Regions from separate parts of the Homo sapiens genome. Here region 2 is linked to region 1. A link is an interaction called in ENCODE POLR2A ChIA-PET data of the cell type or tissue named here. Cell type or tissue: MCF 10A. All regions are shown on one strand. Links, peaks and the distances in the headings refer to the core of each region. The heading gives the core; the rest is flanking DNA. Region 1 overlaps BACH2 (BACH transcriptional regulator 2). Region 2 has its middle 16 kb from the start of GJA10.

Evidence for each region. ChIA-PET counts read pairs that join two places held together with the same protein. Peaks named below come from ENCODE experiments on the same cell type or tissue, not always from the same donor. Only the 100,000 strongest peaks of a DNase experiment are listed, where the experiment ranks them.
Region 2: POLR2A ChIA-PET joins it to region 1 with 5 read pairs; 2 of 35 experiments call an interaction of 5 or more read pairs at or near these places.

The regions. Positions count from the first base shown.
Region 1 is chr6:90,096,398-90,108,277 of GRCh38, forward strand. The region is part of intron 4 of BACH2 (BACH transcriptional regulator 2); the gene reads right to left. Among named protein-coding and RNA genes, the nearest start is that of BACH2, 190 kb to the right of the region's middle. In MCF 10A, for the core only: no CTCF peak of the experiment used is centred there; a DNase peak (open chromatin) is centred at 7,194.
Region 2 is chr6:89,904,168-89,916,047 of GRCh38, forward strand. No RefSeq gene overlaps it. Among named protein-coding and RNA genes, the nearest start is that of GJA10, 16 kb to the left of the region's middle. RefSeq lists an enhancer at 6,554-7,198. In MCF 10A, for the core only: no CTCF peak of the experiment used is centred there; no DNase peak of the experiment used is centred there.

The DNA of each region.
Region 1 (11,880 bases), core at 4,649-9,648:
GGCATTGCCCTGCTTGTTTCCATCAAGGGATAACCAAAATCCACATGTTTATTTACTGTATAATTACCTATCTTCTCTCTTGGTCCATGTAAGACCCACAGCAGCAGGGACCTAGCTTCTCTTGCTAACCATTGATACCTGACACTTGGAATAGTGCCTGGCACAAACTTGAATGAATGGCTACACCAATACATGAATGAAGATCAGTGTTTGCAGAGTACAGTGACAGGTACACATAGAGGAACCAGAGGAGAGACATTGCCCTGGGGATCTGCCTTTGCCAGCCCTCGAGTCCTAGGCCAGAGTTCATCTGCTCTCAGCTTGAACCCTGCCTGGAGACTGAGCATACACCTGCACTTGGCCCTTGGCCCTCTTCTCCTGCTGCACCTCCTGACATAGCCTCTTCTTCCCCAACAGAGGCTCTTCCTCACACGATGAGCTCAGCTTCTCTCCCTGGATCTAATCTCTACATTCCCACCACCATCCACCTCGTATAAAAATCAATCGTGCTTACTTCTCCTGTGGTCACATACCCTTCAGATAATCTGGGGCCACGGCCTTGGGTTCCATCACACCCATAACCATGTGGCACTGTCAGGGCTGACTCCTGGCTTGTTGCATGCATCCCTAGTCCAGCCTGACATCCAGCACCAGGCTCTTTCCCAGCCTTCTGTCCTGAGCCACCTCACTTCTTTCTCCTGTCTGCCCTCTCTTCCCAGGTCCAAGCTCATGGATGACTCTTGGCAGGCTGGGGAAGAGAAAGAATGTGGAACAGAGGAGAGAGAAAGTCAGAAGCAGCAAAAGCTGCTGTGTGTCCACATGGGAAGCCCGTGGACTACATCTGTCCACGAGAATTTTCATAGTGTTCTATAGATTTTTTTTAAAAATAGTGAGTTTAAACTATGGATCAGCAGAGCTGAAAGGGACCTTGGAGATCACTGAGTCCCACTGTCTCACTGTACTGTTGAAAAACCAACATGTGAGTAATGGACCGAGGAGGAAGAAGGCAGCATTTGTGGAGGGCTTAACATCTGCTTTGGGATATAGGGTCCCAGGTCCCATAGCCAGTGAGTGGCAGAGTGGGGACCATGCAATGCTTAAATGAGCACTTCTACCCCATACACACTTTGCCCTACGACTTACATATTCATACCACGTGTGGGAAAGGGTGTGGCATTTACCACATAAAGATACTTGGAATTCTTGCCTCAAAGGGTAAGTGGGTTTTCCTTCTGTATTAGCCGATATACTTTTTAAAAATTATGGTAAAATATCCAAAACGTACAATTTACCACTTTAATCATTTTTAAGTATACGGTTCAGTGGCACCAAGTACATTTGTTTCGTTGTACAGCCTTCACCACTATCCATCCAATACATTTTTAAAGTGAGTATTTTCTAAAACTATACATCCAAAACAAGAGTGAAGGAAACAAAAAAGAAGTAGAAAGAAAAGACAGGTAGAAAATAAACTTTTGGGCATGCATTTCAGCTGACAAAAACCTTTCATACGAATTAGCTTCTCTGTGACATATTCATTATTTTCCTAGTAATGAAACGGGAACTGTGAGACACCATGTGAAAAGGCGGCTTTTATTGTTTCTCTAGGTTCTATACTAGCTGTATCCGCTTACAAAAATGTTATACAACCCAGTACATCACAGCCTTCCACGCCTCCTCCATAAAAGGACAAGTAAAATAGTATTTCTTGGAAAGACAGGCATTTACCAATGCACTGCATCTAGATGGAGCTGTCTCCATCATTCTAGTCTGTTTCTAAACAGGGTTTTAAAGTCTTGGCACAGAACACAAAGAATGTCCCTTAGCTATTCAGCATTTAGTTCAGCTCCACAATATATTTAGCAAGATTTCTTTGCCCCCCCCGCAACCCCCACCCTTCCCTTCTTGGTTTAATGACCTCAAATGTACCAACATCCTGTCTTACCTAATCCCCTAACAAGTTCTATCAAATGCCAGGACAGAATCAGACAGCACTGCAGGCTGTGAGATCATTCACTAAGAATTCATTTTTATTCCAAAAATTAGGAGTGCCAGACCATTTAACACAATCTATCACACAGCCAGAAAATTAGCCTAGCGCTTTAAGAGAAACATTTAAATAACTTTTAAATATCTTCTTCCTGACATAGATTCTTTAAAAACCTGAAGACTCTCTCCCCAGAACCAGACGCATAGACACAAAACATTTCCACATGATAGCAAGAGCTCAAGGACCCTTTGAAGACGATGTAGGCCCCCTAAGAATCCATAAACCTCAGGTTAAAATCTCTTGTAAAAGAACTCCAGTACTTCTCTTTGTCTACAAGCCCCTGTACTGGATCCTGATCCATGGAGCATCCAGGGTAACTTCTTCTGGGGCCACTTTTGTCTCTGGATGAGAAACGACTTGTTTCAGCTTCCGGAACACCCCTACGTGGCTTCTGGTCCAACTGACTGTCAACACGGCTAGGCCTCTCCCCAATTCAGCTGGCTACTCTGGGAACGTTCATTTCTCTTACTGGTCCATGACATGCTGGCTCTACCCCAGTGTTAGGTTTTGCTTTTCAATTGGCAATCTTGGATCCTGTGGTCCCTTCTGTCTTCCTGTCACTTTCCTTGTGGTCCTTGTGGAACTTTTGTTTTAAAAATTAAACCTGTTTTTTTTTTCTTTATCATAAAAGCAACGGCCTCCCGTTTGCACTTAATTCCTTTGTTTTTTCTCCAAAAGCATACTTCAGCCTTCATACCTTTGTTCTTGGGAAGACTTTGCCCACCTCTCTAAGTGGCAGGTCGTGCCACTCTCTGTTCAGTTCGGGACAGGGTTTCTCCTCCAGGAGAAGTGTGGGGCAGTGAATTAGGAATAAGCCTAAAGTCAGAGAGACCCAGGTCTAGTCCCAACATAGCTGACTTTGGCCAAGCAATTTGAACAAAGGCTCAGTTTCCTGATGTGAACAAACAAGGAAGATTAAAGCCAACATATGCTTTTGTTTTATTTTTTTTAGACAGGGTCTTGCTCTGTCACCCAGGCTGGAGTACAGTGGCGTGATCATAGCTCACTGCATCCTCGAACTCTTGGGCTCAAGCGATCCTCCGGCCTCAGCCTCCTGAGTAGCTGGGACTACAGGTGTGTGCCCTTAAAACTGGCTATGTTTTTTGTTTTTGTTTTTTAAGGAAGACTAAGAGAGCTGATATGTTCACAGCTTCTGAAACACAGAAGGTATCTAGTAAATGGTGATGATCATTTCATTCCCTTCTAACTCTTCACATATGGGATTCAGCATACATTCTATATTTTAGAAGCAACTCCTGCTGCTTTCTATTAGGTGGCCAGGACCACTTACGTTTGGAGGCTTAGGCATTTTTTAACAGGTTTATTGAGATATAATCAGCATATCATACAATTCACACCTTTAAAATATACAATTCAATGTTTTTTAGTATATTCACAGAGTTGTGCGACCATCACCACTATCTAATATCAGAACATTTCCATCATCCAAAAAAGAAAACCTACACCCATAGTAGTTACTCTTCATTTCCTTTCCCCTTCAACCCTTGGCAACCACCAATCTACTTTCTGTCTCTGTGGATTTTCCTATTCTACACATTTTGTATAAATGGAATCATCTATTATGAGGCCTTTTGTGTCTAGCTTCTTTCACTTTACCATATTTTCAGGGTTCACACTTGATGTAGCAAATGTCAATATTTCATCCCTTTTTATGGCTGCATAATAATCAATTATATTCATCTACCACATCCTGTTTATCCATTTATATCAGTTGATGGATATTTGGATTGTTTCCACATTTTAGCTATTATGAATAATGCTGCCAAGAACATTTTTGTATGGTTAGACATATTTGGACATGTTTTCAATTTACTTGGATATATACCTGGAAGTGAAATCGCTAGGTAGGATGGTTAATTTTATGTGTTAATTTGGCTAAGTCACCATACCAAGACTTGTGGTCAAACATGTTTGGGTGTCGTTACAAAGGTGTTTTTTAGATGAGATTAACATTTACATCAGTAGTCTTTGAATAAAGCAGATTACTCTTCATGAGGTGGGCCTCATCCAATCAGTTGAAGGCCTTAAGAAAAAAGGCTGACCTCTCCCAGGAAGAAGGAATACTGACAGCAGACTCCCTTTGGACTCTAACTGCAACATCGATGCTTCTCTGGGTCTACAGCCTGCTGGCCTACCCTGCAAATTTTGAACTTGCTAGTCTCCTCAATCATGTAAGCCAATTCTTTAAAATAAATCTGTCCCTTTCCTCTCTCTCTCTACACACACACACACAGACACACACACACACACACACACACAGACACACACACACACACACACACCCTCTATTGGTTCTATTCTCTGCAGAACCCTAACTAATATACTGGGACAAATGGTAACTCTGTATTTAACATTTTGAGGAACTGTTTTCCAAAATGGCTGTAGCAGGACAATCCCACCAGCAATGTATAAGGGTTCCAATTTCTCCACATCCTCACCAACACTTATTACTGTCTTTTAGACTTTAACCATCCTAGTGGGGGTAAAGTGGTAACTCACTATAATTTTGATTTGCATTTCCCTAATGACCAATGATGCTGAACATCTTTTCATTCACTTACTGGCCATTTGTATATCTTTTTCTGAGAAATGCATATTTTAGTTGTCCATTACTTGTCTGGGTTGTCTTTTGAGCATTGAGCTGTAAGAATTCTTTATATATTCTGGATACACATCCTTTGTCAGATACATGATTTGTAAGTATTTTCTCCCATCTGTGGACCATCTTTTCACTTTCTTAATGGTTTCCTTTAAGCATGAAGTTTTTAATTTTATGAAGTCCCATTTATCTAATTTTTCTTTTGTCTTTTGTACTTGTGGTGTTATATCTAAGAATCCACTGCCTAACGCAAGGTCACAAAAATGTATCCCTATATTTTCTTCTAAGAGTTTTAGAATTTTTGCTTGCATTTATTTTTGTGATCCATTTTGAGTTAATTTTTGTATATGGTGTAAGGTATAAGTCCAAGTTCATTCTTCTGTGTGTGAATATCCTGTTGTCCTGGCACTATATGTTGAAAAGACTGTTCTTTCCTCATCAAATTGTTCTGGAACCCTTGTTGAAAACTTTGAGCATACGTGTACTGTATTCAAGACTACACTATCTTATAGGATGTTTTGAAAAAAGGAAGTGTGAGTCCTCCAATTTTGTTCCTCTTTTGCAAGATTGTTTTAGCTATTCTGGGTCCCTTGCATTTCCATATGAATTTTAAAATCAGCCTGTCAATTTCTGCAAAAATGCTGCAATTTTGATAGGGATTGTGTTGACTATATAGGTTTGGATAGTTTTGCCATCTTAACAAGTCTTCTGATCTATGAACATTGGATGTCTTTCCATTTATTTATGTTTCCTTAATTTCTTTCTATAGTATTCTGTAATTTTCAGTGTTCAAGTCTTGCACTTCTTTTCTTAAATTTATTCCTGAATATTTAATTATTTTTGATGCTATGTAAATGGAATTGTTTTTGTAATTTCATTTTTCTTGCTAGGGTACAGAAATTGATTTTTGTAGACTGAACTTTCATCCTGCAAAACTGATGATCTTATTATTCATTCTAATAGGTTTTTTCGTGTGTGGTTTATTTTTTCTTCTAATGAATTGCAGTCAAGTATTTTTAAGTATTCTGAATCACAGGAATATCCTGGCACAAAAACCCATGACTTAAAACTTCACTATAAATATAAGGAGCTCATACTATTATTTGTCCCCTTCCTGTGGCATTGGGTAATGATCCTGCTTTTGGGTTATGGTCTTGGTGGCATTCCTACTGCTGCTGACAGCCCATATAATGATTTGAAAAGTTCCTGGGACTCCAGGATACATGGTGAGACACGAATCTATTTTCCATAGAAGTGGTATTATAAAAAGAGGTCAGGTTTCCAGCCTATCCCTAAAGTCTGTTTAAAGGGGTATCATTCATTGAGGATGCCACAGGGTCTGGCCTCGCCATTCTCAAAGGGAATCTAAAGGGTTTGTTTCAATGAAAAACCACATTCTAAAGGAGTTTTGAATGAACCTTTCAAAAAGTGCCCTCCTGGGCTGGGCGTGGTGACTCATGCCTGTAATCCCAGCACTTTGGGAGGCCAAGGCTGGTGGATCACTTGAGGTCAGGAGTTCAAGACCAGCCTGGCCAACATGGTGAAACCCTGTCTCTACTAAAAATACAAACAATTAGCTGGGCATGATGGCGGGTGCCTGTAATCCCAGCTACTCGGGAGGACGAGGCAGGAGAATCACTTGAACCGAGGAGGCAGAGGTTACAGTGAGCCGAGATTGCGCCATTGCACTCTGGCCTGGGCAACAAGAGCGAAACTCCATTTCAAATAATAATAATAATAATAATAATAATAATAATAATAATAATAATAATAAAAATAAAAGGACCTTCCATTCAGTTAGGACTTCTTATGGGCTTTTATGTAGACACCTCTGCTAACCTACTTCTTCTTTCCAACTCAGGGCTGACTCCTAATATACAATACTTTGAGGGGCAGTGGTAGTTACCTTGCACAAAAACTGCTAAATTTGACACAATACATATATATATATATATATATATATTTTTTTTTTTTTTTTTTTTTTACCAGACTATATTTTGCTTCAGGTTCAAAAACTGATTTCTAGCCAGCATTCAGAGACCTACTTTGCATCTTGATCCATGAGTCACTGATTTGAGCATGCATTTGCCCAGAATACCCAGGCATGTGAAAGGATCAAAATATCACACTTTGATTGATTTAGAAAGTTATTTTCTACCACCATGCAGTCTGAGAGTTTCTATGCTGCATCTGACTAATTGGGGAGGTGTGGGAGCAGAGAGAGCCAGGAGCTGCTGTGTGGAAGACCTTGTCCCTCCTCCCAGGCACCAAGATCCCAGGGAGTAGCAACCCTGCTCTCCATGGCGAAGTGTGTCCGTGTGATGCTCATCTCAGCATTATCTGGTTATCGGAGTCATCTTTTGAAGAGATCCTGGTATTTCGGTTTGACAAAAATCGAGAAACAATTTAGAAAGAAAATCGGATTTGTGTGTAAATGAAGAATATTCCTGAAAAGAAACTCTGTTACGAAACTGAAATCTGGAGACCGCGGTGGTGCTAAGTTGAGTCATCAGTTCCCTTTACGCCCTAATAATTGACGGCACTTTGATCACGATGACTGCTCTGGGTGATGCTTTTTTGTTTGCTTTTTAAAGTACTTCCTTGTGTAAACAGGTTGTCTCACTATCATCTTGAAAACATGTTTACGTTTGGGGGATCATGGGGAACATCTGTTAGAAACAGATTTCATGCTTTTCTGTCAACTTAGGGAAGTCTGAATCCTATTTCTTGGTAATATACAAAAGCTCTTGGAGAGTTAAATGAAGTTCTACTGGAAAAAGGACTGACTGGATATTTTGATTGTTCTTCATATATGTATTTACAAATTTGTCCTGAAAACATCCATTTGAAATAGAAACAGGCATGAATTATTGTTCACTTTTTGTAGATGCAGACAATGAAGTGTAGAGAAGTGAAGTGGCCTGGTCAGTGACCGACAAAGTGGCAAAGAGGGGGCCAAATGCATCACAGGGACATACTGACCCTTAATCAGCACCAAATAAAATCCGCAGGTATCAAGGGTCCCCTGATATTATTTCCAAAAAGATGTTACAATCCTTCACAATTTTATTGAGATCACTGATTCTGGAGAAGGCAAATATTAGGGCTGAGTGATGTATCCCCCAAAAGAGCAGTTTCTTTGTCCAGGTCTCAAGTTAGAGATCTAGGTGTGTGTGGAGAGGTGGGGTGTTCAGAGGGAACAGGAACAAAGCTTGAAGGAGAGGCTGAACCAACAAGAGGACTTCAGGCAAAATACTTTACTGAAACCTCAACAGTGAGGCTGCTCCTGCTGTGCCCAGAAGCGAGGTGCTCCTCTTGGAGGGTGTGCCAACTCGCTCTGGCCCTTGGAGTTGAGGCAGGAGCGGTTTCTGTGTGAAGAGAAAGAACTGCTGTCATGAAAAAATGGGAGATGCTGCAGATTTTATTTAAATGCCCACAGACAGCACAGCCCCTAGACCCAGGCAAGGAAGGACTCTGTTCTCCTTCAGTTAGGCCAGGGAGGCATTGTTCCCCATCTTGCCTTATGATCTCTCCCTTAAACTCTTCCAGAATTTCCCACCCAAATGGTTCCAAGTGAGCTCCCAGGGTCAGTGTATGCCCTTTCCCTCGGTCCTTCCTCCCTTTGGTGGGCTACACCACCTGAAGGGTGAGAGAATGGCCAAGGGCAGCTATTTACAGAGATATGCATGTATCTTGGACATGTGGGCTGGGGTGTCCATGTGCATGTTTCAAGACCCCTGTAGGATGGGGGACTGGGGGAGTGGGAGGAGAAGGAGCAGGAAAGAAGGAAGCAGGTAGGTGTATGCTGGTTTCCCCCATACTACCATGTTCCCATTTGGAACTCTAAGGAGACCGATAATTCTAAATTTAAATCTGGCCTTCCGAAAGGTCATTACATCAAGGCAGAAGGACAGAATGTATTTTATACAACCAGTTTGTTAGCCTGATTCATAAATTTTAATATTTAAGCATACAGCATATGAGCTTCAATTGTGCCTTTGTCTGGAGCCCTACAAATATTACAGCCAGACCTGTCCAGAGCCATGTGGATCAGGGCTGGGAAGGCTTCAGATTGCAGATGTGCAGTTATGCATTACACAAGCCCCATGTTGCATTCACTGACCCTCTGGATGATAAAGTGGAGGTGGCTGCAAGGCATTTCCAGAATATCAAGGTGCTCACACAACAAAGGTTTCCTTCACTTGTTTTGGGAACACTGTGCTGAAGACAGCTTAGCCAAATATTTCTCTGTTTGGCTGCAGCCAAATACATCAGGGTCTTGCTACAGGCCAACTAAGCAAACCATAATTTTTACAAAAAATAATTACCTAACACTTTCATCTCTTGTGGTTTCTTTATTCCATACATACTTTGTAATGTGTTTATCAGCAGCTAGTTGAACAACTTGGTGTACCAGTGGGAGACAAACCAGCAGTAGTTATACACGGCAAGTAAGGACCAAAACATAGGCAGGAAAATAAAAATACCAATGAACATTAGGCTGAACTGTAAGACATAATTAAGTAGCTGTATATCAAATGCATAAATATGATTCTTTTTTAAAGGCCCACACATATTACACCCACTTTCAGGAGTTTCCCAAAGTAATTTAAAACTATTTGATGTTGCTTCCTGTTTTTCAGTACTTTTATCTGTTTATGGGGGTGGCAATTCTACTGCTAACCAAATGAACAAGAAGAAAAGTGAAGGATGGGGCCATTTTCCTGGTTTTAGTCACCAAAATCTGCTTTAAAAGACTGAATTTTTAGACCTTAAATTTTAAAATTTGGGGTTCTAAGCTTCAAAGTAATTATTTAAGACTTATCCCACATTACAACTACAGATTGCACCAACAGTTTTCTTAGAGTTAGTGAGCCTCTTGCATCAACTTTGTTTCCTGTTCTCTCCAAAGCTCCTTTCTAAAGCAACTGAGCTTCAGAAGAGGGAAGAAGGAAACAGGGCAGAGGGGTTTGCTGACCTCAGTCTGCATTCAATACATTTTTCTTTTTCTCTTTGAGACAAGGACTGCTAAGAAAGGGCCTTTTCATATTTTAAAGCTGAAGTTTCAAAAAAGCTAGAACAATTCAAAGATATTTATTCCATAAAATTATCCTCAGGTACCAAAAGTAGCTCTGGAAAAGTGGCCACCTCTTTTTATTTGGCCTTCATAGCTCATTATTTTAATCAAGTAGATGGTTAATGAAAAGCAAACTTACACTTTCCATGAAGTAAATAAAGTAATGTGCTGAATAATGACATTTCAGTTGATAATAGACTGCATATATAATGGTGGTCCCATAGATTCTAACATCATATTTTTACTGTACCTTTTCTATGTTTAGATACACAAATACCTCCCACTGTATTACAACTGCTTATAGTATTTTGTAGAGTAATATGCTGTACAGGTTTGTGGCCTAGGAGCAGTAGACTATACCATACAGCCTAGCTGTGCAGTAGGCTATACCATCTAGGTTTGCATTAGGTACACTCTATGATGTTTGCACAATGATGAGACTGCCTAATGACGTACTTCTCAGAATGCATCCTATCGTTAAGCAATGAATGACTGTGCTATTATGAGGTGACAGGCATTTTGGGGATCAGCTAGTTCAATGTGTCATCAAAGTCTTGACCACCAAGTGGGTGGCGCTGATTAAATACCTCTAATGAGAAGAAAGGTACTGCCAAGTCAATTTTGGAAAATTATTATGTACCACATCACTGCATACATCATTACACAGTTCTCTCTCAGGCCAATCTGCCTCCTTGTAGCCTAAAAACACTGGTTTGCCCTACAGGGCAACCAGAGGAAGGATAACACCTACATACATGGTAGGGAGTAAGTGGTGGCTCCGCCTCCTCTCTTTCCTCAAGTCTTCTCGCTGGATAGTTGTTTCTAGTTCCTTCAAATGTTATTTGACATGGTTTCAGGTTCTCTATCACTGTCTTGGGCCACTGTCCTTTAAAAATATTTAAGTTCTAAATTTAAAAATCATCATTTCAATTTAAAATCACATTATAGGCCGGGTGTGGTGGCTCACTCCCATAATCCCAGCACTTTGGGAGGCCGAGGCGGGTGGATCACGAGGTCAAGAGATCAAGACCATCCTGGCCAACATCATGAAACCCCGTCTCTACTAAAAATACAAAAATTAGCTGGGTGTGGTGGCGTGCGCCTGTAGTCCCAGCTACTTGGGGGACTGAGGCAGGAGAATTGCTTGAATCCAGGAAGCGGAGGTTGCAGTGAGCTGAGATCGTGCCACTACATTCCAGCCTGGAGACAGAGCAAGACTCTGTCTCAAAAAAAAACAAAAAAACAAAACAAAACAAAAAAAACACCCCATGTTATAGCCAACAATACATTTGCCAATATATCTATCAAATGTGATCTCAAATAAAGCACAATTTTATTACTGAAGAGTACATAGAACTATCTTTCACCTTCTTAGTCCTACAATGCAGACCATGATTTCATTAATGCTTTGGGCAGCTACATCACATCTCTGGCTAGGATTGAGCTTACAGAAATGAAACCCCCAAGGAGTCTTCACATATTGCTATTGTGTTTTATTTCCCACATTCTCTATTTGTGATTTTTTTTTTTTTTTTTTTAGTGGGGGTGTGGGATACAACTGCAGGTCTTGGCACTTATTCCTATTACTAAATGTCAACTCACTTGGGTCTCGTCCCTTGTTTTCTTCTTCTTTCTTCTGTCTATTCACTCGGTGGCAAAGGAGCACATGAAAGAGAACTGTGCTCAAGGGAATTTCTTTTTATCATGGAACTGTACAAGGCTTACAAAGCAGTGGGCAGTCAGGGTGAAAACTAACTCAGTAAACAATACCCTTTAGGAATTGGCTCAGTGTGTATGCTGTGTCAAATCCTGCTTGGTAAATTCCAAGAGGAAACTCTGAATAAATATTTACCATATCTATTTATTTCTCCTACTGAGAACTATATAAGACAAGAGGATGTTAAATGATGAAACAGATTTCAGGATTTTTGCTCTCCGCTGAGTCTTGCCCATGGGGCGTGAGGACTGATACAAGTCCCAGTCTCATAATGAAACCAGACACAGTTCACTTCCTTTTGTTTCTTAAACCACCCCCTCACCTGGGAGATGTCTTGAAATGACACAGACTTAGTTATGTATCACTAACCTGAGATCTCAAGGGAATGATTGGTATTAATTATCATTAGTAATAAT
Region 2 (11,880 bases), core at 3,836-8,835, 190 kb before region 1:
CTGGGTTCAAGTGATTCTCCTGTCTCAGCCTCCCTAATAGCTAGGATTACAGGTTCTCGCCACCACGCCTAGCTAATTTTTGTATTTTTAGTAGAGACGGCATTTCATCATGTTGGCCAGTCTGGTCTTGAACTCCTGACCTCAGGTGATCCTCCCGCCTCTGCCTCCCAAAGTACTGGGATTACAGGCATGAGCCACCATGCCCAGCCTAGATCTTTCTTCTTTTCTAATTATACATTCAATGCTATAAATTTCTCCCTAAGCACTGCTTTTGCTGTATCTCACACATTTTGATAAGTTGTGTTATCATTTTTGTTTAGTTGAAAATATGTTTTTTTCCAAGATTTCCTCCTTGACCTATGTGTTATTTATAAATGTATAGTTTAATCTCCAAGTATTTTAGAATTTTCCAGCTATCTTTCTTTTTTCTTTTTTTTTTTTTTTTAAGAGACACGGTCTCTCGCTTGTCACCTAGCTCACTGCAGCCTCAAACTTCTGGGCTCAAGTGATCCTCTCACCTCAGCCTCCTCAGTAGCTGGGACTATGGGTGTGCACCATCATGCTTGGCTTATTTTTAAATTTTTTTGTAGAGCTGGGATGTCACTTTGTAGCCTAGGCTGGTATTGAACTCCTGGCTTAAAGCAACCCTCCGGCCTTGGCCTCCCAAAGTGCTGGGATTACAGGTGTGAACCACTGCACCTGGCCCCAGCTATTATTAATTTCTAGTTTAACTCCATTGTGATCTGAAAACAGACATTGTATGATTTCTATTTTTAAAAATTTAAAAGAGAGAAGACCACAACCTAGAATGTGGTCTATCGTGGTAAGTGTTTCATGTGAGCTTGAGAAGAATGTGTATTCTGTTGTTACTAGATGAAGTAGCCAATAGATGTCAATTTTTTTCTTTTTTAATTTTTTTTTTCGAGATGGAGTCTCGCTCTGTCGCCCATGCTGGAGTGCAGTGGCGTGATCTCGGCTCACTGCAAGCTCTGCCTCTCGGGTTCACGCCATTCTCCTGCCTCAGCCTCACGAGTAGCTGGGACTACAGGCACACACTGCCACGCCCGGCTAATTTTTTTGTATTTTTAGTAGAGACGGGGTTTCACCGTGTTAGCCAGGATGGTCTCGGCTTCCTGACCTTGTGATCCGCCCTCCTCAGCCTCCCAAAGTGCTGGGATTACAGGCATGAGCCACCGAGCTCGGCCTTAATTTGTTAATAAATTATTTTACATTTTATAGAGATGTGGTCTCACTATGATGACCAAATTGGTCTTAAACTTTTGGCCTCAAGCAATCCTCCCATCAGCTTTAGATGTCAATTATATCCAGTTAATTGATGGTGCTGTTGAGTTCAACTATGTCCTTTTGGCTTTTCTGTCTGCTGGATCTGTCCATTTCTGATAGAATGAAGCTAGGGTCTCCAACTATAATAGTGGATTCATTTATTTCTCCTTGCAGTTCTAGCAGTTTTTGCCTCACATATTCTGATCTTCTGTTGTTAGGTACATACACATTAAGGATTGTTTTTTCTCAGAATATTCACCCCTTTATCATTTGCATTGTCCCTCTTTATCCCTGATAACTTTCCTGAAGTCTTCTCTGTCTGAAATTAATATAGCTACTCCTGCCTTCTTTTGATTAGTGTGAGCATCATATATCTTTCTTCATTTCTTTACTTTTACTTTATATATACCTTTATATTTAAAGTTGGTTTCTTTTTCTTTCTTTTTTTTTTTGAGACGGAGTCTCGCTCTGTCGCCCAGGCTGGAGTGCAGTGGCGCAACCTCAGCTCACTGCAAGCTCCGCCTCCCGGGCTCACGCCATTCTCCTGCCTCAGCCTCCCGAGTAGCTGGGACTATAGGCGCCCGCCACCGCACCTGGCTAATTTTTTGTATTTTTAGTAGAGACGGGGTTTCACCGGGGTCTCGATCTCCTGACCTCGTGATCCGCCCGTCTCGGCCTCCCAAAGTGCTGGGATTACAGGCGTGAGCCACCGTGCCCGGCCAAAGTTGGTTTTTTACAGATAACATATAATGCATCTTGTTTTTATTTTTATTTTTTTAGAGACAGTGTCTCACTCTGTTGCCTGGCTGGAGTGCAGTGGCATGATCATGGATCACAGCAGTTTTGACCTCCTGGGCTCAAGTGATCCTCCCACCTCAGCCTCTTGAGTAGCTAGGACTACAGGTGCACATTGCCACTCTCAGCTAATTTTTTTTTCTTTCTTTTTTTTTTTTTTGAGACAGAGTCTCACTCTTGTCGCCCAGGCTGGAGTGCAATGGCATGATCTTGACTCACTGCAACCTGTGCCTCCTGGTTCAAGCGATTCTCCTGCCTCAGCCTCCCAAGTAGCTGGGAGTACAGGTGCCACCACACCCGGCTAATTTTTGTATTTTTAGTAGAGATGGGGTTTCACCATGTTGGCCAGACTGGTCTCAAACTCCTGACCTCAGGTGATCCGCCCGCCTCTGCTCCCAAAGTGCTGGGATTACAGGCGTGAGCCACCGCTTCAAGCACAGCTAATTTTTAATTTTTTTTTTTTGTAGAGATGGGTTATCATTATGTTTCCCAGTCTAGTCTTGAACTCTTGGGTTCAAATGATCCTCCTTCCTTGGCCTTCCCAAAGTGCTGGGATTACATGTGTGAGCCATCATGCCCCATCTGTGTCTTGTTTTTTGATCCACTCTGACAATCTCTGTATTTTGTGTATTTAGATGACTGGCATGAAAAGTGATTATTGATATAATGGCATTAATATTTAGTATATTTATTACTATTTTCCATTTGTCGCCCTTGTTCTTTGCTCCTGTTTTTGTCATGCACACCTTTTCTGCCTTTTGTGGTTTTAATTGAGCACTCTATATGATTTCATTTTCTCTCCTTTCCTTTTTTTTTTGCAATGGAGTCTCGCTGTCTCACCCAGGCTGGAGTGCAGGTGCAGTGGTGTAATCTTGGCTCACTACAACCTCCACCTCCCAGTTCAAGTGATTCTCCTGCCTCAGCCTCCCGAGTAACTGGGGTTACAGGCATGCACCACCACGCCTGGCTAATTTTTGTATTTTTAGTAGAGATGGGGTTTCACCATGTTGGCCAGGCTGGTCTCGAACTCCTGACCTCAGGTGATCCACCTGCCTCAGCCTCTCAAAGTGCTGGGATTACAGGCATGAGCCACCATGCCTGGCATCATTTTCTCTCCTTTCTTTCTTTTTTTGTTTTCTTTGAGACAGAGTCTCTCTCTCTTTCCCCCAGGCTGGAGTGCAGTGGCACGATCTCGGCCCACTGCAACCTCCGCCTCCCGGGTTCATGCGATTCTCCTGACTCAGCCTCCTGAGTAGCTGGGATTACAGGCATGCACCACCAAACCCGGCTAATTTTTGTATTTTTAGTAGAGATGGGGTTTCACCATTTTGGTCAGGTTGGTCTTGAACTCCTGACCACGATCATGATCCACCCACCTCAGCCTCCCAAAGGGTTGGGATTACAGGCGTGAGCCACTGAGCCCGGCCTTTCTCTCCTTCCTTAACGTATTAATTATACTTCCTTTAAAACTTTTTTTGGTGGTTGTCCTAGAGTTTGCAATACGCATTTACAACTAATCCAAGTTCGCTTTCAGATAACACTATGCCACTTTATGGTAGTATAACTACCATTTAATAAAAAAATTCCTAATGCCTCCCTCCTGTCCTTATATTATTGCTGTCACTCATTTCATACATACATAAACATATAAACATACATATGTGTGTCAGTACATTATTCTTAAGAATATGAAAGATACAAGTTCTTATTTTACCTTCTCTTATTTCCTATCTAATGTTTTTCCTTTCTTTATGTAGATCTGAGTTTCTGACCTATATCATTTTTTTTCTCTCTGAAGGACTCTTTTTTAACATTTCTTACAAGGCAGGGCTACTGGCCACACATTCCTACAATTCTTATTTGGCCAAGAAAGTCTTTACTTCTCCTTCACTTTTTTTTTGTTTGTTTGTTTTCTGAGACAGAGTCTCGTTCTGTTGCCCAGGCTGGAATGCGGTGGTGTGATCTCGGCTCATTGCAACCTCCACCTCTTGGGTTCAAGCGATTCTCCTGCCTCAGCTTCCCAAGTAGTTGGGATCACAGGTGTGTGCCACCATACCTGGCTAATTTCTGTATTTTTAATAGAGATGGGGTTTCACCAAGTTGGCCAGGTTGGTTTTGAACTCTTGACTTCAAGCGATTCGCCTGCCTTGGCCTCGCAAAGTGCTGGGATTACAGGCCACTGCGCCTGGCCTTCTCCTTCACTTTGAAGGATAATTCTCAGGATAGAGACTTCTAGATTGGTGGTGTGGTGTTTTCCTCTCAATGCTTTAACTATTTCATTCTCCTGTCTTCTTGCTTGTATCGTTTATGAGAAGTTAAATATAGTTCTTATCTTTGCTCCTCTGTAGGGAAAGTGTTTTTTTTCTCTCTGTCTTCTTTCAAGACTTTTTTCCTCTTTGATTTTCTGAAGTTTGAATATGATAAGCCTAGAAGTAGTTTTTTTTTTGGCATATATCCCATTTGGTGTTTTCTGGACTTCCTGGATGTGTGGTTTGGTGTCTGACATCAGATTTGGGAGCTTATTAGTATTATAGCTTCAAATATTTCTTGTCTTCCTTTCTCTGTTTCTTCTCCTTCTGGTTTATATGTGTGTTATACCTGTTGTAATTGTCCCACAGTTCTTGGGTATTCTGTTCTATTTTGTTTTTGTTTGTTTTAGTCTTTTTTAATCTTTGTTTTTCAGTCCTGGAAGTTTCTATTTTTATATCCTCAAGCTCAGAGATTGTTTCCTCGGCCATGTCCAGTCTACTAATGAGCCCATCAAAGGCATTCTTTATTTCTGTTGCAGTGTTTTTGATCTCTAGCACTTTTCTGTGATTCTTTCTTAGGCTTTTCATCTCCTAACTTACATTATCTACCTGTTCTTATATCTTGTCTACTTTTTCCATTAGAGCCCTTAGCATATTAATCATACTTTTAAATTCCTGGTGTGATAATTCCAACATTTGTGCCCTATCTGACTCTGATTCTGATGCTCGTTGGGTCTCTTCAAACTGCGTTTTTTGCCCTTTAGTATGCTTTGTGCTTTTTTGTTGAAATGTGAATATTTTGTAGAGATGAAAAGAATGTGGGGCTGGGTGTGGTGGCTTACACCTGTAATGTCAGCACTTTGGGAGGCCAAGGCAGGTGGATCCCTTGAGCTCAGGAGCTCGAGAGCAGCTTGGGCAACATAGCAAAACCCTGTCTCTCTTTCCTTTTTTTTTTCCCTTGAGACAGGGTCTCACTCTGTCCCCCAGGCTGGAGTGCAGTGACATGGTCATGGCTTACTGCCACCTCGACCTCCCAGGCTCATGCAATTCTCCTACCTCAGCCTCCCAAGTAGTTGGGACTGTGCCACTGCACTCCAGCCTGGGGGACAGAGTGAGACCCTATCTCAAGAAAAAGAAAAGAGAGAAAAGACTCTGGTAAGTAGACCTTTAGTGGTGTGGTGGTCAGTATGGGGGGAGGGGAACATTCTATAGTCCTATGACTGGGTCTTAATCTTTTGCACCCTAGACTTTCTAATTTTGAAGGCAGTGGTTTGTCCAGTAACCTCTCTTCTCTAACAAATCTAAGAAGAATTGCTGATTTTTTAGTTTGTTCAGATTTCTACTTATTGCTAGGGCAGAGTGGTTACTTCTAAGCTCCTTATATTTACAGACTGGAGCCCTCTTTCTTATTTCATTTTTTTTCTTTCTTCTTTGTTCTTTATGTTTCTAGGAATTATAAATAATGCCTTTGACCACAGAGCTTTCCTAATTATGGTCACCTTTTCCCAAGCTTTTTACAGAGATGACAGCCCACTTCACTCCCCAAATGATGGAAACACTTGGGAATTGAGGCCGCAGCTCTCAACTCCACAGACCAGTGGCTGACACATGGTGCTTCTTGTAAACAGATGGATCTTTCATTAGAAATTAGTGTAAGGGGCTAGGTGCGGTGGCTCATGCCTGTAATCCCAGCACTTCGGGAGGCCAAGCTGGGGGATGGCTTGAGGTCAGGAATTCAAGCCCAGCCTTGGCAACACAATGAGATCCTGTCTCTTAAAAAAAAAAAAAAAAAAGGAAAAGAGAAAAAAAGAAATTAGTGTAGCAAACAAAGGATAATAATCCTCTACTTTCAAGTAAAGTAAAATCTCTCTTCCCTTTCAGTTTCCTATTTCAAGGGTGTGTCTGTGTGTATGTTCCGGCAATTTTCTTAACTTTTTTAACTTTGAGAATTCCATCCTAGTGTGTCTAAGCGGGGCCCTCTTTTCATTAACTTTGCTGGGAAGTCAGAACATGCTCTCAGTTTCCAGCTGAGTTCTTTCTTTACAGCAGGAAACTTTTCCCCTCCCATTTCTTTGAATACTGCTTTCCCTATGTCTGTTTTGTTCTCTCCAGAATTCCGATTATTCCCAGGTTATATCCCCCGTGTCTGACCGCCTGCCTCTTTCTTTTCGTCTTTTTATCATTTTGCCCTTGGTCATGTTAATTTTATTTTCTCCGTGTCTTGTCTGCTATTTACAGCCTCCATCATGGTTTCCCACCAGAGCTATTGTGGTTTCTGTCTCCTTGCTACACTTCCTGCTCTCAGATGTCTCCCTCTTTATTAGGATCTTTTCTAGTTTCTAGATCTTTTCCAGCACCCCATGGAATCTTATTGAGAAATTGAATTAAATATTCAGATTTAAAATAATAATAATAATAATAATCCTCTACTTTCAATAAATGAACTGTAAACTACCTGTTATGTTGCATTAGGTTCAAGATGGCAGAATTTCTATTACTCAGCCAGATACATTCTGATTACAGCAGTTGACATTTCAGAGTGAAATGACTCCTGATAGAACCAGTTGTTTGGCCACTTATGCTGTTTCTTACAGAGAATTGTCCTGTGAAAGGAATCCATTGTGTTTTAGAAGGTCAGAAAGCTATCTGATAGAGCCATGATTTTCTTTCCTTTTCTTTCCTCCCTCCCTCCCTCCTTCCCTCCCTTCCTTCCTCCCTCCCTCCTTTTTCTCTCTTTTTCTTTCGTTCTTTCATTCTTTCTCCTTCCTTCCTTCCTTCCTCCCTTCTTTTCCTCTTTCTTTCCTTCCTTCCTTTTTTCTTTCTTTTTTGTAAAGCTCCCAGGTGATTTTTTTTTTTTTTTTTTGAGACGGAGTCTTCACTCTGTCGCCCAGGCTGGAGTGCAGTGGCGCGATCTCAGCTCACTGCAAGCTCTGCCTCCCAGGTTCACGCCATTCTCCGGCCTCAGCCTCCGGAGTAGCTGGGACTACAGGCACCCGCCACCACGCCCGGCTAATTTTTTTTGTATTTTTTAGTAGAGACGGGGTGTCACCGTGTTAGCCAGGATGGGCTCGATCTCCTGAGCTCGTGATCTGCCCACCTCGGCCTCCCAAAGTGCTGGGATTACAGGCGTGAGCCATCACTCCTGGCCTCTCCCAGGTGATTCTAATTTGCAGCCAGAGTTCAGAACTGTGGCTGCAGAGGAAGGAGATTTTGGCATTAGGAAGAAAGTTGCCCTGTGAACTCTTCCAATCTTTTAGGATGTTAGGGAGATGAAGAATGTACTGAGAAGACTTGCTCCTAGAAACATAGAGAAACACTTTCCCCTTCCCAATACCATATAATCTGTAGGACCTAGCCTACAGTTTTAAAAAAGAAACTTGTTTCCTTAATATTTATTTTGTGCAAATAAGTGTTTAAATTGTAAAAATTCAGGCAACATAGAAATATATAGGCCAAAAAGAGAAATTTTCTGTTTTATTTGTCTTCTTACCACCCCCAAATCTGTTCTTTCTTTCTTTCTTAATTAATTTTTTGTTTTTGTTTTTTTTGAGACAGGGTCTTGCTCTGTCGCCCAGGCTCCAGGGCAGTGGCATGATCATGGCTCACTGTAGCTTTGAACTTCTGGGCTCAAGTAATCCACCCACCTCGACCTCCCAAAGTGCTGGTATTACAAGTGTGAGCCTGGCCCGTGAAGTGTTTTTTGAATGCTTACTAGGTACCAGGCACTGGATGCTGGGTGCTGGGATATAACAGCTCACAGGACAACACAGTCCCTTTTCTCACAGTAGAGAAAAATAAACAAATATTTAAAGCAACTTCACATAGTTTTAGGTGCTAGGAGAAAACAACACAGTGATGTGGACAAAGGGACACTGGGAAGTAGATGGTATTACTTTAGATGAGGTTATCAGAGGTGGGCTCTTGAAAAGGTGCTGAAGTCCTGGGTGGATGGGGCCTCTCAGGCAGAGGGACCGGTAAGTGCAAAGGTCCTCGGCTCTCTGGAACTACAGAAGGAGATCACTCTTGTGGCGGTGACCAGGAAGGGGAGGGATAGGGATGAGGTTGGAATGGGCAGGGTCCTGATGTGTAGGCCTTTGAGACCGTGAATAGAAATTTGAGTTGGATAGCACAGGGATAGTCATGGGCTGATACATATGTTATAAAAACCAATCACTCTTTTTGGAGAATCAATTGTAGGGGTAAGAGTAGAATAAGGGAGATCAGGTAGGAGACTGTGCAGTGGTTCAGTGAGCTATGAGGGTGGCTCAGACCAGGGGTACAACTCTTACTGATTTGGAAGAACGACAGTTTTTAAAAGAATTATTGTTTTTCAAATTAAAGTAATACATGCTAATTTAAATAAACTCAAACAATATAAAATAACATAGAGTAAAATGTGAACCTGACCATGGGAAAGTTCGTCTCCTCTTGTTCTCATCTGGACTCAACCTCTACTTTTTTCCCCCAAGGCAGCCTCTGTCCTCTGTGAACACCATAGGGTGTGTCACTGGTACTTTCCTCAGTGCCTTCATAATCAATCCTTGAAGACAAATATATGTCCACGCATATTTATTGTTTGTTATTTTATTTTATTTATTTATTTAGAGACAGAGTCTTGCTCTGTTACCCAGGCTGGAGTGCAGTGGCCCTATCTCGGCTCACTGCAACCTCTGCCTCCAGGTTTCAAGCAATTCTCCTGTCTCAGCCTCCCAGGTAGCTGGGATTACAGGCACCTGCCACCATGCCTGGCTAATTTTTGTATTTTTAGTAGAGATGAGCTTTCACCGTGTTGTCCAGGCTGGTATCGAACTCCTGGCCTCAAGTGATTTGGCCTCCCAAAGTGCTGGGATTACAGGCGTGAGCCACTGCGCCCAGCCTGTTTTTTATTTTTATTAAAAAATATTTTTAAGTGATATGTAATGTTTTACATATTCATGAGGCACATGTGATATTTTGTTGCATCATAGAATGTATAATGATCATTTCAGGGTATTGCGGTATCCATCACCTTGAATAGTTATCATTTCTATGTGTTGGAAACATTTCAAGTTCTCTCTTTTAGCTACTTGGAATTATATAATACATTGTATAGTCACCCTGCTCTGCTATCAGACATTAGAACTTTCTATCTAACTGTATGTGTATACCTGTTGACCAATCTGTCTTCACCCCCCTCCCACCCACATACCCTTTCCAGCCTCTGGTATCTATCATTCCACTCTCTACCTCAATGACATCAACGTTTATAGCTCTTACCTGAGTGAGAACGTGATATTTACCTTTCTGTGCCTGCCTTATTTCACTTAACATAATGACCTCCAGTTCCACCCATGTTTCTGCAAATAACATGATTTTATTCTTTTTTATGGTCAGATAGTATTCCATTGTGTACATATACCACATTTTCTTTATTCATTTGTCTGTTGATGGACACTTGGGTTGATTTCATATTGTGAATAGTGCTGCGATAAACATGGGAGTGCAGGTATCCTTTTGATTTCCTTTGGATAACTATCCAGTAGTGGGGCTGCTGGATCATATGGTAGCTGTGCTTTAAGGTTTTTGAGAAACCTCCATACTGTTTTCCATAGCGGCCATACTAATTTACAATCCTGCCAACGTGTATAAAAGTTCCCTTTTTTCCACATCCTCACCAGCATCTATTTGTTTGTTTTCTGTTTTTTTAATAGTAGCCATTCTAATTGGGGTAAGATGATATCTCATTGTGGTTTTGATTTGCATTTCACTGATGATTAGTGATGGGTTTTTGTTTTGTTTTGTTTTTGCTTTTACAGAAAGTCTTGCTTTGTCATCCAGAGTGCAGTAGTATGATCATACCTCACTATAACCTTGAATTCCTGGGCTCAAGCAACCTTTCCATCTCAGCCTTCTGAGTAGCTGGGATTACAGGGTTGCGCCACAATGCCTGATTAATTTTAATTTATTGTAGAGATGGAGTCTTGCTATGTGACCAGATTGGTCTTGAACTGGTCTCAGGTGATCCTCTTGCCTTAGCCCCCTGAAGTACTAGGATTACAGCAGTGTGCATGGCCCACTGCTCTGATGTTTATTATGTCTTTCCTTCTACTAATTTTGGGTTTCATTTGTTCTTGCTTTTCCAGTTCCTTGAAGTGCATCATTAGGTTATTTAAAACCTTTCTACTTTTTAATGTAAGTGTTTATTGCTATAAACTTCCCTCTTAGCACTGCTTTTGTTGAATTCCAAAGGTTTTGGTATGCTGTGTTTCCATTTTCATTTGTTTCAAAAACTTTTTAATTTTCTCCTTAATTTCTTCCTTGACCCTTTGCTCATTCAGGAGCATTTTGTTTAATTTCCATGTATTTATATAGTTTCCAAAGTTCCTCTTGTTATTGTTAAATAATTTCTATTTTATTCCACTGTGGTCTGAGACGATACTAGATATTTGAAAAATTTGTTGAGACTTACTTTGTGTTCTAAAATATGGTTTATCCTGGAAAATATTCCATGTGCTGATAAGAAAAATGTGTATTCTGTAGCTGGTGGATGAAATGTCTGTTATATAAATGTCTGTGAGGTCCATTTGGTCTAATGTTAAGCTTAAATCCAATGTTTCTTCATTAATTTTCTGTCTAGATTATTTGTCTAATACTGAGAGTGGGGTGTTGAATTCTCCAACTAATACTGTATTGGAGTCTATCTCCCTTTCTTTTAAAATCTAATAATATTTGATTTATGTATTTGGGTGCTCCTGTGTTGGATGCATATATATTTAGAATTGTTACATGCTCTTGCAGTTGATCCCTTTATCATTATATAATGACTTTCTTTGTCTCTTTTTACTGTTTTCACTTAAAATATATTTTATCAGCCATAAACATAGCTACTCCTGCTTACTTTTGGTTTCCATTTACATGGAATATCTTTTTTCCATCCCTCTACTTTCAGTCTATGTGTATCATCTCAACTGTGACATGAGTTTCTTTAGGCAGCATATAGTTGGGTCATGTTTTTAAAATACATTCAGCCATTCTGTATCTTTTAAGTAGAAAGTTTAATCTGTTACACTCAAGGTTATTATTGATATGTGAGGGCTTATTCTTGTCATTTTATTAATTAAGTTCTGGTTGTTTTGTATATCCTTTGTTCCTTTCTTATTGTTTATCATTGTGGTTTGGTGGTATTCTGTAGTGGTAACATTTGAGTCTTTTCTCTTCCTTGTTTGTGTGCTTGCTTGACCAGTGGTATTTACATTTTCATGATTTTCATATTATTCTTTCACTTTTTGGTATGGGACTATCTTAAGCAGTTCTATAGGGAAAGTCTAGGGGTGATGAATTCCCTCAGCTTTTGCTTGTCCAGGAAAGACTTTATTCCTCCTTCATTTATGAAGAATATCTTTGCCAGGTATGGTATCTCTGGTTGACATTTTGTTTTGTTTTGTTTTTGTTTTTGTTTTTGTTCAAGACAAGGTCTGACTCTCTCACCCAGGCTGGAGTGCAGTGGTGCCATCTCGGCCCACTGCAACCGTGGCCTTGCTGGGCCCAAGCCATCCCCCCATCTCAGCCTCTT